2 separate regions of the Homo sapiens genome follow, and region 2 is linked to region 1. A link is an interaction called in ENCODE POLR2A ChIA-PET data of the cell type or tissue named here. Cell type or tissue: GM12878. All regions are shown on one strand. Region 1 overlaps FAM78A (family with sequence similarity 78 member A). Region 2 holds the start of ABL1 (ABL proto-oncogene 1, non-receptor tyrosine kinase).

Region 1 (2,500 bases):
TTGAAAAAGATCAGTCGTGCCCAGTGTTTGGGGGAAGGAAGCGTCTTCACCTGTTGTTTGTGGGAGGACAGTTGAGGCAGGTGAGGATGCTGAGAGGTGAGCTCAGCTGTGCCTGTTACCGTCCACATGTGCAAGCCCTTCAGCTCGGTGGTTGTACTTGTTTTTGAGATGCAGTTTCACTCTTGTCACCCAGGCTGGAGTGCAGTGGCATGATCTTGGCTCACTGCAACATCCGCCTCCCGGGTTCAAGCGATTCTCCTGTCTCTGCCTCCCAAGTAGCTGGGATTACAGGTGCCTGCCACCACACCTGGCTTTTTTTTTTTTTTTTTTTTTTATTTTAGTAGGGATGGGGTTTCACCATGCTGACCAGGCTGGTCTCAAATTCCTGACCTCAAGTGATCTGCCTGCCTCGGCCTCCCAAAGTCCTGGGATTACAGGTGTGAGCCACTGTGCCCGGCCTGTACTTTTAGAGCCTCTTGTAGAAACTTTGTGCCCCTAGCTCAGGGCCTGCATATTGGAGGCAAAAAAATAATCTACTGAACAAGTGAGTTAATGATCACGCGAAGGGGAGAAGCAGCACATAAAGATGCACATGGGCTGGGCCCGGTGGCTCACGCCTATAATCCCAGCATTTTGGGAGGCTGAGGCAGGTGGATCATCTGAGGTCAGGAGTTCGAGACCAGCCTGGCCAACATGGCGAAACCCTGTCTCTACTAAAAATACAAAAATTAGCTGGGTGTGGTGGTGCGTGCCTTTAATCCCAGCTACTCAGAAGGCTGAGGTGCAAGAATTGCTTGAACCTGGGAGGTGGAGGTTACCGTGAGCCGAGATCACGCCACTGCACTCCAGCCTAGGCAACAGAGCTAGACTGTCTCAAAAAAAAAAAAATGCACACGTGAGGATGTTAACTCCAGCACGGCTCCTAATAGCAAAAAGCCAGGAACAACTCAAGTGTCCCCTCAAGAGGGAGTGAAATTATGCTCTGCCTGCAGTGCAGACTCTGAGGCAGGGCCATAGGCGATGAAGACAAGTGGGGAAATGATACATTGTTGTTACATTTTTGTTTAAAGTTATCAAACAATATGTAGGGTAGTAACCCATTTTTGTTAAAAAGAAAATACTGAAGTTGGGAACATATCCTGTGTGTGTATGCAGAGAGCAAGGTCTCAAAGGATGTTTACCAGAGTACATGGGGCACATGGGGAGGGGCGCATGGGGAGGTAGGTTTCAGTTTTCACTTGATACACTTCTTTTTTTTTTTTTTTTTTTTGAGACGAAGTTTTGTTCTTGTCGCCCAGGCTGGAGTGCAGTGGTGCTATCTCGGCTCATTGCAACCTCTGCCTCTCGGGGTTTCACCATGTTAGTCAGGCTGGTTTTGAACTGACCTCAAGCAATCCACCTTCCTCTGGCTCCCAAAGTGCTGGGATTACAGGCATGAGCCACCGCGCTCGGCCTAAGAGCACTTCTTTTTTTTTTTTTGAGACGGAGTCTCGCTCTGTCGCCCAGGCTGGAGTGCAGGGGCGCCATCTCGGCTCACTGCAAGCTCCGCCTCCCGGGTTCAAGTGATTCTCCTGCCTCAGCCTCCCGAGTAGCTGGGACTACAGGCACCTGCCACCATGCCCGGCTAATTTTTTTGTATTTTTAGTAGAGACGGGGTTTCACCCGTCTCTGTCTCGATCTCCTGACCTTGTGATCCGCCCGCCTCGGCCTCCCGAAGTGCTGGGATTACAGGAGTGAGCCACTGTGCCTGGCCAAGCACTTCTTTTATAACTAAAATTAAACAGGCGCTGTTGGTCTTTCCTCCCCTTGTGAGATCCCAGTGATCCACAGCTGTGCCTGGGTTAAGGGGAGTGGGGTTGGCAGGGAGAAGGTGTCTGGGTCCCAGAAGGAATGGGGTTTGTTGTGGTGGGGGAATCCCCGTGGGCAGGCCCTGTGGGAGGCGAGACCTCCAGCCCCTCCCTCAGCTGGTGAGCAGGTACTGGGGAGGCCAGGAGAGCAGGGCCTGGTGACCCGGTGGTGGTGGGGACAGCCCAGGGGGGCGGCAGTGCGGGGGGGATGTCAGGAACCCAGGATGCCTGTCCAGTGTGGAATGGGGGCTCTTGGGCATTCGTTTCTGTAAAATTGTAAAGCTTTTACAGAATGAGTACTTTCTGCAAATTTTATCAGATTATAAAATCCATACTGTTGGGGAGTAGGTAAAATAATTCCTAACTTCCTGCCCAGCCTGTGTGAGGGACTGAAACCAGGACTGAGCGGGAGACTGTGTGACATGGGCAGATCCTTGCCCTGGAGCCTCAAGTCTTTTTTTTTTTTTTTTTTTGAGACAGAGTCTCACTCTGTCGCCCAGGCTGGAGTGCAGTGGCGCCATCTCGGCTCACTGCAAGCTCCGCCTCCCGGGTTCATGCCATTCTCCTGCCTCAACCTCCCAAGTAGCTGGGACTACAGGTGCCTGCCACCACGCCCAGCTAATTTTTTTTAAAATATATTTTTAGTAGAGACG
Region 2 (2,500 bases), 430 kb after region 1:
TGGTGCTCCTTGTGTACATGATGCTTAATGGAAATCGCATGTTTTCACAAACACGGGTCGATCTTTTTAACACACAGTCCCAATTAACGGTGGAAATTCCACAACGTGGGATCCCAGGGATGTTAAGGCCTGGCGAGTTGGCTTTCTCAAACTTTTTCGGGGGAGCCCGCACTGTGGGGCCCCGGACGCCGCCGTCACCATCCGGCGTGGCTCTACCGGGGCTGGTGCCGGGGCTGGGGGCCACGCTCCGCCGGCGGCGCCTAGGGGCCATCGCGAGAAAGAGAAAGAGACAGAGAGAGAGAAAAAGAGAGAGACAAGAGAAGAGAAAAGAGACAGACACAGAGAGAAAGAAAGAGAGACAGAATATAAGAGAACTGAAGAGAAGAGAAGAGAAGAGGGAAGAAAGAAAAAAAAGACAAGACCCGGGGAGGGCGCAGGCGGGAGCGCGCGGGCGGCGAGGCCTAGGAAGGGCCCAGCAGCAGCGGGAGGGCGCGCGGCTACTCAGCCCAACCCGTGCGGCCCGGGCTTACCTTCCAGATAACAGCTGGAGGACGAGGACAGCCCCTTCTTGGATTTGCAGCCCACCAGCTTCAGGCAGATCTCCAACATTTTCCCGCGCCAGCACGTCGGGGGCCGGAACCCCTCTCCCAGCTCGGTCCGCGGGCCCGGCTCAGGCCCGGCTCGGCCCGCGCGCCCCCCCGGCGCCCCCGGCCCCGCCAGCCGCCCTCACCGCCGCCCCGCGCGCCCGCGCCCGCCCATGGCCGCGGCCGCGTCTCCGCCTGGCCGGGACGCGCCTGTTAACAAAGGGCCCGGAGAGGGCGCCCGCCAGGCCCGCCCCCGCCCCGCCGCCGCCTGCGCCTTAACCCCCTCCTGGCCGCGCCCGTCCGCACCCAGGGGCCCCTGGCGTTCCCGAGGCCGAGCCCGGCCCAAAGCCACCGCCGCTTTCCAAAGCCAACCCGGGCCAATGGCGATCCTCGCAGGGGGAAGGCCGCGCGCGGCCCGCGGAGGTCTTTCTCCGCCTGGAAGCGCCGTCCCAGCCCCGGCGGGGAGGGTGCAGGCCTGCTCCACTCCACTTTAGAAGCCGCGCGCAACTCCACCGCGGCCTGGGGCGTCTCCAACCTGCACCGCTTTTGGCGAGTTTCCCAGTACGCGGTGCCAGGCAAACCCTCTGACCCGAGAACGCTGGTGAAAATGCATATTCCTCTGCAGTTACCAATACTAACTGGTCTCATTTCTACTCAACGCGCGTCCTGTGATTAAGGCTGAGGCAGTGGGTGTCTGGGGAGGAAGTCAGAGCTGGCACCCACAGGACAACCACACGTGCGCACGACACCCCGGTGAGGCCGCACATCCAGACCAGGATATGAGGTCAGGCTGCGAACAGACGGGTGTGAGTTCAGAGTGAGAGGACTTAGTCCCTACAATGAGAATTTTCGGAGGCACGGTCTGGGCCTCTTCTCTGATTCATTTTCTTTAACAGAGAACTTTTCCTCTTCCTTTGGCCGAGTGCCACGGGGTGAGGGTGGGGGGACCATTGTTTAAAATCCATTTCATTCAATTATTTTAAACTCTTGTTTGGACTGACCACAGACAATGTTATAAAGCAGCAACAATCACAGTCGTGTTACTGGCGCACACCCAGAAATCTAGGTCAGAGGGAAACAATAAGGAACTCAATGGCACCAAATAATTCAATAAAATCAGGTAAGTTCCCCTCATGACAGGAAAAGGAATTTATTTCATTTATTTCTTTCATAAATGGTGTTAATCACAAAACTGTAAAGGGGGAAGTTTAGTCCACATCTTCTAGCCATGAAGAGTAAGAGCTGACGTGTATTGTGCTCTTCCTATGTGCCATGTTACCTTCATTAACTGTATTGCATCTGCGTAATGATTCTGTGAGGAAACAGATTATCCCAATTCTTCAGGTTTAAAAACAAACAAACCCCACAGATGCTCAGAGAAGTCAGACACCTTGCCCACAGCTGGAAACAGGCGGAGATGGACTCAACCCAGGTCTGCCTGGCTCCAAGGATCAGGCTCCCGACCAGTGGATGATGCTGACCCTTCACATCAAGAATAAATTCCAAGTGGATTAAAGCATTGGATATCTTTGGTCAAATAACTAGCATTGTCATTATATGTTTCAGAGAAAGCCTTGGTTATGAGACCCTGGCTACTTTCTAGCCTATCCTGTAATGACAAAAACCCGGGTATCTTCAGTACCTCAGGAATGGCTAAGTAACAAGATCTTCACTTGGCTCTGCCAAAAACAGCACATAAAAACTCCAGTTGGACAGGATGTAACCAGTGTATATCACAGGGGTTCTCGGCCAGGATGTCATTAACTTTCCACATGTGTCCTGCCAAATTCTGATCAACATACAACATGTATTTTTACTGCCATTGAATGGACCTACTGCTAGAGTCGTGGTACCAGATCAGGCCTCATGAGCATCCAAGAGGGCACCATCAGGGAAGTTTGCAGCTCCCATCATCT

What was found. ChIA-PET counts read pairs that join two places held together with the same protein. Peaks named below come from ENCODE experiments on the same cell type or tissue, not always from the same donor. Only the 100,000 strongest peaks of a DNase experiment are listed, where the experiment ranks them.
Region 2: POLR2A ChIA-PET joins it to region 1 with 5 read pairs; 1 of 35 experiments calls an interaction of 5 or more read pairs at or near these places.

What each region holds. Positions count from the first base shown.
Region 1 is chr9:131,267,872-131,270,371 of GRCh38, reverse strand. The region is part of intron 1 of FAM78A (family with sequence similarity 78 member A); the gene reads left to right. Among named protein-coding and RNA genes, the nearest start is that of FAM78A, 7.4 kb to the left of the region's middle. RefSeq lists a silencer at 1,371-1,533. In GM12878, no CTCF peak of the experiment used is centred here; a DNase peak (open chromatin) is centred at 1,205; H3K4me3 peaks cover 1,970 bases; H3K27ac peaks cover 2,269 bases.
Region 2 is chr9:130,833,556-130,836,055 of GRCh38, reverse strand. It overlaps ABL1 (ABL proto-oncogene 1, non-receptor tyrosine kinase), which reads right to left and starts at 802. Exons shown (of 11, transcript NM_005157.6): 1 at 531-802. The coding sequence starts at 609. LOC124902287 (a long non-coding RNA gene) reads left to right here and starts at 1,228. Exons shown (of 2, transcript XR_007061822.1): 1 at 1,228-1,337; 2 at 1,591-2,500. RefSeq lists silencers at 229-278, 749-1,058 and enhancers at 695-1,220, 1,459-1,508, 1,529-1,578, 1,221-1,747. In GM12878, no CTCF peak of the experiment used is centred here; a DNase peak (open chromatin) is centred at 1,185; H3K4me3 peaks cover 1,496 bases; H3K27ac peaks cover 1,634 bases.